Regions from separate parts of the Homo sapiens genome. Here region 1 is linked to region 2. The links are chromatin contacts, found by Hi-C or POLR2A ChIA-PET in ENCODE. All regions are on one chromosome and are shown on one strand. Each heading gives the region's core, a stretch centred on a gene start or an enhancer-like site at or near the end of the contact. The rest is flanking DNA. Distances are from core to core; before and after follow the strand shown. Region 1 overlaps PLEKHA7 (pleckstrin homology domain containing A7). Region 2 overlaps PLEKHA7 (pleckstrin homology domain containing A7).

Evidence for each region. Hi-C counts contacts between places; a loop is a spot of excess contacts on that map. ChIA-PET counts read pairs that join two places held with the same protein, here RNA polymerase II (POLR2A). Pooled maps may share reads with other maps.
Region 1: a pooled map shows a loop between it and region 2 (3-fold over the local background). The contact joins two enhancer-like sites. A Hi-C loop is called at or near these places in 7 of 50 pooled maps. POLR2A ChIA-PET finds 5 or more read pairs at or near these places in 2 of 52 experiments (activated T-cell and endothelial cell of umbilical vein).

The regions. Positions count from the first base shown.
Region 1 is chr11:16,985,157-16,989,476 of GRCh38, forward strand. The region is part of intron 3 of PLEKHA7 (pleckstrin homology domain containing A7); the gene reads right to left. Among named protein-coding and RNA genes, the nearest start is that of PLEKHA7, 27 kb to the right of the region's middle. RefSeq lists an enhancer at 1,299-1,748. Within about 2 kb of position 1,480, at least 17 of the 41 ENCODE cell types and tissues checked have a DNase peak (open chromatin) inside an H3K27ac peak, as active enhancers do.
Region 2 is chr11:16,819,073-16,823,672 of GRCh38, forward strand. The region is part of intron 10 of PLEKHA7 (pleckstrin homology domain containing A7); the gene reads right to left. Among named protein-coding and RNA genes, the nearest start is that of C11orf58, 83 kb to the left of the region's middle. Within about 2 kb of position 1,404, at least 5 of the 41 ENCODE cell types and tissues checked have a DNase peak (open chromatin) inside an H3K27ac peak, as active enhancers do.

The DNA of each region.
Region 1 (4,320 bases), core at 230-2,729, 170 kb after region 2:
ATCTAAGAATGCCCAGCACCTGGCCCAGGGTTGGCATGCAGGTGCCCACTACACGTTTATGAATAAACCAACCCACTCCTAGGCACCTAGTTGTGTCCTTACATTTTGATTTCTTTACACATTGCTTTGTGAATTGCTGTTCATTTTACTGAATGTGAGGACAGGCAGAAATTCCAAGTACACTTGCTTCTCAACCTTTTGGCTAATATCAAGTATAGAAATTCCAGATACACAAAACTGAACTAGAATGGACCCTGCCTTGAAGAAATTTACAACAATGTGAGAGAGATGTAGACACAAAAAGGTGTAACATGAAGCAGGACAGTCACGTGAGCAGCAAATGCAGTGCCAAGAGTGCAAGGGGCAAGAGAGCTCTTGGGGTGGGGGTGGGGACAGCCACACACAACAGCTAGACAGCCTAAGAGGGGCAGGGAAGGCGGAACCACTTATCCATCCGTTCATTCCGCATTAACATTTTAAGTTTTCTTGCTTGAAGAAACACTGTGCTTGTTACTTAATACTGTGCTGAGTGCTGGGGACAGATATGTGAATCAATCAAACATAAAGATAATTCACAGGCTAATGAGGGAGAGACAGAGAGACATTACACAGACTAAGGTGATATGTGGCAAGAGAGGATGCTAGCATGCAAGCTCCATGCCCACAGGCACCCTCCTTTTGTTCACTACTGTACTCCTCAGTACAACACTGTCAGGCTCAGAAAAGCTTCTCAGTACATAACAAATGAATGAAAGCACTGCTAACTAAATGAATGAAAGCACAAATGGAGGGATATCACAAACCCTTGATGGCGGGTGGCCACAGATGGCTTCCCAGGTAATGCCTGAGTCTTAAAGGATGCATAGGAATTACCTGGATGGAAGGGGGCATTCCTACAAAAGCAAAGACAAAGAAGCAAGAGAGTGCTACAGCTTATGATGTTGTGGAGTGTGTTCAGGCCAGAGGGGAATGGTGTGCTTTAACAGGACACAGACACAGGAAGAGAAGCCCAAGTCAGGACACCTCTGAAGGCCCTCATCAGGAAGCATATCAGGATGAGGTATTTGGGCCCCTGTAGGGAGAACAGGATGGAGGCAAGAAAACCAGTCGGAACCATCTGCACCGCTGCAGATATGAGTTGGTGACAGTGGGGTCTTTAGGAGGCACCAGAGAAAGGACTAATCACAAGAATCTGTTACAAATCACAGGTGCAAGACCCCATGGAGAAGGGAGGCATCGAATGAGCCCAGACACATTTTGAGTACATAAGAAAAGTGCAGCCCCACCAGAGCCCTCCTGGGAATGCTGCAAAGCTGCTGGGGAGATGCCAGCAGAACCATGTCACACCTTGCCCACAGTCACCAAAGTGGGGACCCTACTGACTGGCTGGAGGCAAGGAGGAAGTCAGGGGAGAGAAACCATAAAAATTGCTCACTATTTATTTCACTTTCACTTTGAGCACACAAGTGGGGAGAAGACGCCCTGGCCCAGGAGTAGAGAAACCTGGCTGGAGTCCCAGCTGTCACCAACAACCTGAGTAACCTTGGGCAGGTGACTTCACCGCTGGGGCTCAGCTTCCCCATCTATAAACCAGAGCTTCCACCATGAGCCCCACCTCTACCAACATCCTGGAAAGGCCCCAATCAGATAAGTATCAGCTCTGCATAGCTTTATGTAGCACCTACTATATGATCTTCCTTGTACCAGGAAGGGAGGCAGGAAAGGGGCAGGCCGAGCCCCTGCCCAGAGAAGGTTTTAACAAGGTGGTCCAAGCAGGTACTGCAGAACACCGGCAAGGGCATTTCCAGCCACATTCTCCAGCCAGTCTTACTGCCCAGCCCAACCCAGCCCAGGGAAGGCGGAGAGGAAGCAGTGAGCTGTTTTACAATCCATCAAATTAATTGCCCCAAATGGGAAATTTGCAGGCCTCCTACAGCCTCCTGTGTATTCCATAATCTCCCATGGCCCTAATCTGCTGAGAAAGAATGTGTGGGCTGTAATCTTTTCAGCCCACTGTTCACAGGGGCAATGCCTTGGAAAAACCTCAGTCCCCACCAGTGATCACTCCCTCCCAACCAAAAGCCTCCCCGACCTCCCATCCCCCACACCCCCCACTGACCTGGTGGCCAGCCAAGGCCTGGCTCCGCCCCCCAGAAGCCAGCTAGGCCAACCTTGGCCTTGACTTTGACCTCGGAAAGGAGACCTGCCCAACCAGCTCCTTTGGTAAATACAACTTTTGCTCCCTCCTTTTCCTCCTTAAGACAGAACAGCCTGGCAGGAGGCAGAACCAGGAGAAATGGCTTCCGAGTAGAGACGCACCCTTGAGGCGTGGTGAAAACAGCCCCAGGTGAGGTGCTGGGCATTGGTTCTAACCTTTGCTTACCCTATCCCTGCTAGGAAACCCACTTCCCATCTCTGGACCTCATCTTCATTTGAGAAATGAAGGGAATGTAAAACAGCCTCCCAGGAACTCCTTACCCCACCCCTTTAAACAAGTTGCTTCTTTGCTTCTGCTGTAACCTTTGCCTGCTCCTTTTCCTGCATAATGAAGCCTCTGTCTAGGCCCAACTCAAATGTCACTTTCCCCACGAAGGCTTCCTGGATCCCTCCCTTCTCAACACCTGTCCCAAACTCTTTCTGCCTCCTACACTCAACTAGCCTTGAGGGCAGAGGATTCTTTTACTCATTGCTACTGTCAGGAAACTCATTTGATAACATATTTCAGAGAGCTCTGGACAAACCTAGGGCCAAAACCTATTTCATTCTCTAAAATACCTGGCATGGCACAGATCCTGGGTCACCACCACTGGGTGAAGTTTTCTCAGACAGTGTGTGGAAGGCCAGGCTCCCTGAAGTTGACTGCACCTGTTAATAACCAGTGTCTGTACCCTCTCTCCTTAACAAAGTGCTTTCCTACTCACTACCTCACCTACAGGGGAAGGACTGATGTGATCCCCTTTCACAGAGAAGGCAAATGTCTTGCCCCAGGTCAGGCAGCTGTAAGGGGCTAAGCCAGGATCCAAACCCAGGTCTCCTAATTCTGGTTCTAACTTTGTGTTCCTCCCACCGTACCTGAGGGAACATGCAAAGCTGAGCCTATTGAGAAGATCTGGGCTTGGAGAGAGATGCAATCTAAACCTCTCCTTAGGGCTGCCCTGGGAGCCACATCCAGAGCAGCCAAGGGACAGTCAGGAACTCTGGGCAGAGGAATGGCAGAAGGCATTTACTCCATACTCTCCACTGCCTTCCTGCCTTCCTTCCTTCTTTCCTTCTTTCCTTCCTTCTTTCTTCCTTTCTTCCTTTCTTTGAGACAGAGTTTCACTCTTGTTGCCCAGGCTGGAGTGCAATGGTGTGATCTCAGCTCACTGCAACCTCTGCCTCCTGGGTTCAAGCGATTCTCCTGCCTCAGCCTCTCAAGTAGCTGGAATTACAGGCACCCACCACCATGCCCAGCTAATTTTTTGTATTTTTAGTAGAGACAAGGTTTCACCATGTTGGCCAGGCTGGTCGAACTCCTGACCTCAGGTCATCCACCCACCTCAGCCTCCCAAGGTGCTGGGATTATGGGCATGAGCCACCGCATCCAGCCCATCCCATGCTTGATTACCTCTGATGATAGTGAACTCACTACATCCCAAATATTTCAGAAGGTATCGTTGTAAACCTGGGGCCAAAACCTTTCTCCCTGTAGCTTTCACAGAGGATGAGACTCTTCTATGTGGCAGCCCTTCAGATATCTGCAGCCAGCCCTCATGTCCCTGTGGGTCTCCTCTTTTCCATGTAAAATACCCCCAGTTCATTCAGCTGTTGCTTGGGAGACAAGGTTTCCAGTGCCCATCACAGTCAACCCTTCAGAAGGACCCCAAATAGCCACATCTTCCTCAAAGGGGTGACCCATGAATGCGCCCCAGTGCTCCATCTGTGATCTCCCCAGAGCAGAGCAGCACCATCACCTCCTGTGTTCTGGGGATGAAACTTCCATTAATGCAGCTTAAAATCAAAACCAAAACCCCTTTGTCCCAGAGCTAATTTCTCAGAGGGCCCTGGCCATGTGGGAGCAAGGACAAAACTCATTCTCTTTACCTTGTTAGAGTGGGAAGAGCAGGAACTCTGGAATCAGACCTGGACTAGAATCCTGGTCCTGTCACTTATTTACTGAGAGACCATAGACAAATTACTCACTCTTTCCAAGTTTCAATTTCCTCAGCTACGAAATGAGCTACAAAATGGAGAAAATTTTTACCTCACTAGATAGATTTGAAGAATAAATGAGCTAAGGTATATAACTACTTAACACAGACCAAGAACTTCCCCAAAGTC
Region 2 (4,600 bases), core at 154-2,653:
GATTACAGGAGTGAGCCACCATGCCTGGCCGCCATCTTATTTTCTTCTGGAGTCTCGCTGTTTTGCCCAGGCTGGAGTGCAGCGGTGCAATCTTGGCTCACTGCAACCTCCGCCTCCCGAGTTCAAGGGATTCTCCTGCCTCAGCCTCCTGAGTAGCTGGGACTATAGGTGTGCACCACCACGCCTGGCTAATTTTTGTATTTTTAGTAGAGACGGGGTTTCACCATGTTGGCCAGGCTGGTCTTGAACTCCTGGCCTCAAGTGATCTGCCCCCCTCAGCCTACCAAAGTGCTGGGATTACAGGCATGAGCCACCGCACCCAGCCTCCAACTTATTTTCTGAGAAGGAAAAAAAATTAAGCAAGGGACAAAGTATGGAATTTTACTAAGCCTGAGAGGCAGCATGATGTTGTAAAAAGAGAACAAGTTTTAGAGTCAGACAGGCTTGAGGTCAATTCTGACTCTGCCTTCACCTATCAATTTTATCTAACATTTATTTGGTGCTGATATTGTGCCAGACATTGTTCCAAGCCAACACTACTCAAAGTGTGGCCTGTGTGCCACCAGCATCAGCACCACCTGGGGACTTGTTAGAAATGCACATTAATGAAATAAGCCAGGCATGGAAAGACAAATACCGTGTATGACCTCACTTATATGTGGGATCTAAAAAGGTCAAACTCATAGAAGAACAGAGTAGAGAGGTAGTTACCAGAGGTTTTGGGAGGGAGAGGAGAGATGGAAGAAGAGCTGTTGGTCAAAGGATGCAAAGTTTCAGTTAGGAGGAATAAGTTCTGGTGACCTACTGCACAGCATGGTGACAATGGTTAATAATAATGTATATTTCAAAATTACTAAAAGTAGATATTAAATGTTCTTACCACCAAAAAGGATAAGCAGGTAAGGTGATGAATGTCAATTGGTTTGATGTAATCATTTCATAATGTATACATATATTAAAACATCACATCTACCCCATACATATAATTATTGTCAATTAAAAATAAGATATATTTTTAAAATGCTGGTTATCAGCCCCACCTCAGACCTACCTAATCAGAAACTCTGGGGATGGTGCCCAGGCATCAGTGTCTTAACAAGCCCTCCAGGAGATTCTAGTGCTCTGTAAGGTTTGAGAAACTGTTCTAATTGTTTTAAAACTCAACTCATTTAATCACTTTAGCTATATGACCTCAGGCAAGTATCATCCAGGCCCTCTAAGTCTCACCTTCCTTATTACAAAATGGGGATAGTAAGAACCACTTAGAAAATTGCTGTGAGGATTTGAAATAGTTGTCATTCAAATAAAGCTATCTTTGCCATTACAGTAGATAATTTTAAGATCTCTTCAACCTACTTGTCGTGCCTGCCAAGTGAGTCGGCCTGCCACTAGGTGGCAGGGTTTGCTATCGATCTCCCAAAGTTAGACACAAATGTGCCTCTGAGACGGGGCAGTGCCTGAATCCTCAAAACAGAGGTGGTAGCGGTGGCAGAAACCAGGCTGGAGGCTTCCCCTGGGGAGTTCAGGACTTGACTAACCATTGTTCATTCTGCCAGAAGCAAAATGCAAACTATGCAAAGCATTTCAGAGCTGTGCTCCCACCCATACGCCCTTCCTGCCTGGCTCTGCAGCTCACTCCCCTTGCCTGCCTACAGTGCCTGGAAGGTCAGAGTCCACCCTCACCTCCCCACTGCCCCACTAGCTGCACCTCAAATCCCTAAGCTCATCCTCTAACCTGTACCCTCCATTTACACATAGTCTGCCATTCTGGAATGACCCCAAGGTACCAGTGCAATGGTGAGCCCTGGCTCTAGGGGTCAAAACAAGGTAACTATGGAGGAGGGACACAGGAGGAGGTGGTACTGTGGTTGAGGTATAGACCCCATGCGAGCAAGTGGGTGCTTCCAGAGCAGCTTTGCCCCTAACAGCAGATCCATTTGCTGGCCCCCTAACCTCCGGTCTTACCCAAAAACTGGGCTCAAGGTCTCCTTATACCATGCTCTGTGGCCACAGGGACTCCCTGTCACTGAACAGGCACTAAACAGGATATTCTGATACAGCCATTACAGAAATGGTCATGTGGAGATGCAATATCATTTTTTGCAACAAATTATTATACTTTACTCAGCAGATGTTCCTCACCCTAACTTCCAGATCAATCACACAGGACTTCCATTTTCTACTCTGTTCCTTATTGTAGTGTTTGAGTCTCCTGATCCTAACTCTATCCCTCACCCCAACATTTCTATTTTACAAGTATGCATTACTTTAAACACTGGGAGGTCAGGGTGGGAAAATGAAAGCCTAAAATTTCAAAACAAGCTCTTAAAATACAGTGAGATTCTAAGAGTGTGTCAGTCTGTCTCCCACAAACCATATCCTAAAAAAGTTTAATGTGAAATTTGTATCTCCAATTAGAAATACTTCCCTGTTGGTTTAAAGCCAAAAATACAGGATCATATTGCAGTTCAAATAACCTTCCTCCCAATGTCTTAATGTGCTCAGTCTAATGAGATTAGCAGTCTTGATGATATGCAAAGCAGAGATATCTATCTCATATATTTTCAAATGGAAAATGGAGGAGTTCCTTTATTCAGCACCTAGATCTATTTATGACTAACTGTAAGAGACTACAAATATATCTTTAAGAAAAAAAAAATCTGGGACTATAAGAGGCAGACCTTTTAAAATACAAGAGGATAATCAGAGACTGAGACACTTTGCTCACTTAAAGATTGACAGCATTTTCTGTTCTGTCTTCTGCCTTCAATTCTTCACTTTTATTCACTTTCTAGCCCATTGAGATCTGCTTGCCCTACTGGAATGAAATTCCTCTCACTGTGTGCTCAGTGACCTCTAAAGCCAATGAGCTGTTCTCCTCTACAGACCTGATGTCTCCCTTCCCCTTAGATAAGAATGGCTCAAATCCCCATCTTGCATCCCAGGGAAAGTCCTATGCCCTCCCCACCCACCTCTCATTTCCCTGTTAACTTCTCATCCTTTAGGTCTCTGGTGCACACCCCACTCCCAACTCTCAAATTCAGGCCGTTGTGTGTAGCAGAATAACATGGTTTACAGGCTGCTGGAGCAGTTATGCGGAGACATTTCATAACTGACAACTTATCACTGCATATCAGTCACCCAGCTTTTGAAAGTTTTTTCTGTGCCCCTGCCACAAAGAGTTTCTCACTGGCCATGCCGTCTTACTGATTTCAACCCCTCCTTTTACTCTGCGTCCTGAGCTAACTTTGACCCTGTAGCTCTGTTAAGCATGGTAATTCAGGTTTGCCCATCTAAGCCCATCAAGCAGCTCAGTGGAAAAAGGGTTTCTGTTACTGAGCAAAAGACCCGTGAGGTTCTGGACTTTCCTTCAGGGGTGCCCAGCCTCCTTGAAAGGTACCACATCTCAAGTGTCTGCTTTTGGTAGGGGAAAAAAAAAAAAAAAAAAAAAAAAGGAAAGAAGGCACCACGCCCAGGTGGAAGTCCTTACCTGCAGCACCGTGCACTGCTGACTGGACTCCTTCCAGTTGAAACTCTCCCCAACAAAACCTCCAGTTTTCCTCCCCCATCTTCTCTTCATCTCCTTCAGGTGACTTAGCTTTTGCCTGACCCTTAGGCTAGGGGTCCTCAGTGTTCTGTTGTTGGCCCTCTGCAACTGTGCTCTCTCAGTTGAGGATTCTTAGTCCTGGCTGCACATTAGATCACTGGGGGAAGAGGGATAGGGGAAAATGTGCTTCCTAAAACCCTTATGTCCAGGCTGCAACCCAGACCAATGGAGTCAGATTTCTGCGCAGGGGACCAAGGCCTCACCAAATGTTAAAACTCTCCAGGTGATTCCAATGTGCAGCCTAGCAACAGTTTCTTGACTGTGGACATGCACTGGAATCACCTAGGGAGTTGTATGTATGTATTATTTATTTATTTATTTATTTATTTTTTGGAGACAGGTTTTTGCTCTATCATCCAGGCTGGAGTGCAGTGGTACAATCATAACTCATTGCAGCCTTGAACTCATGGGCTCAAGTGATTATCCCGCCTTAGCCTCCCAAGTAGCTGGGACCACAGGTGCATGCCACCACATCCAGATAATTTAAAAAACAAAAAAATTTTTTTGGTAGAGATGGTGTCTTGCTATGTTGCCCAGGTTGGTTTCAAACTTCTGGACTCAAGCGATCCTACCACCTCGGCCTCCCAAAGTGCTGGGATTATAGGTATCAACCCCCATACCTGGTCAACCTAAGGAGCTTTTAAAACATACTGATACCTTGACCTCACCCCAGATCAACTACATCAAAATCTCTGGCGTTGGGCCTCAAATGATCAAATCATGCAGACAGGATTAAGGAACATGGCTGTAAGCATTCCACCCTGGGTAATCTCAACTACTGCCAGGGTATTAGTTACCATCTCTAAGGCAATGACTCTAGAATTCCTCTACAGACTGTACCCACATTCCCTATAGCCTCCTGATCATCTCTACCTGGATATTCCCAAAGTACCACTTTCCTCGCCAAGCTCATGTCTCTTACCTATGCTTGTATCTGCTGCACAGCACCATATCTACCTATTAACCAAGCCAAATCTGAATGCTAACTCCAAC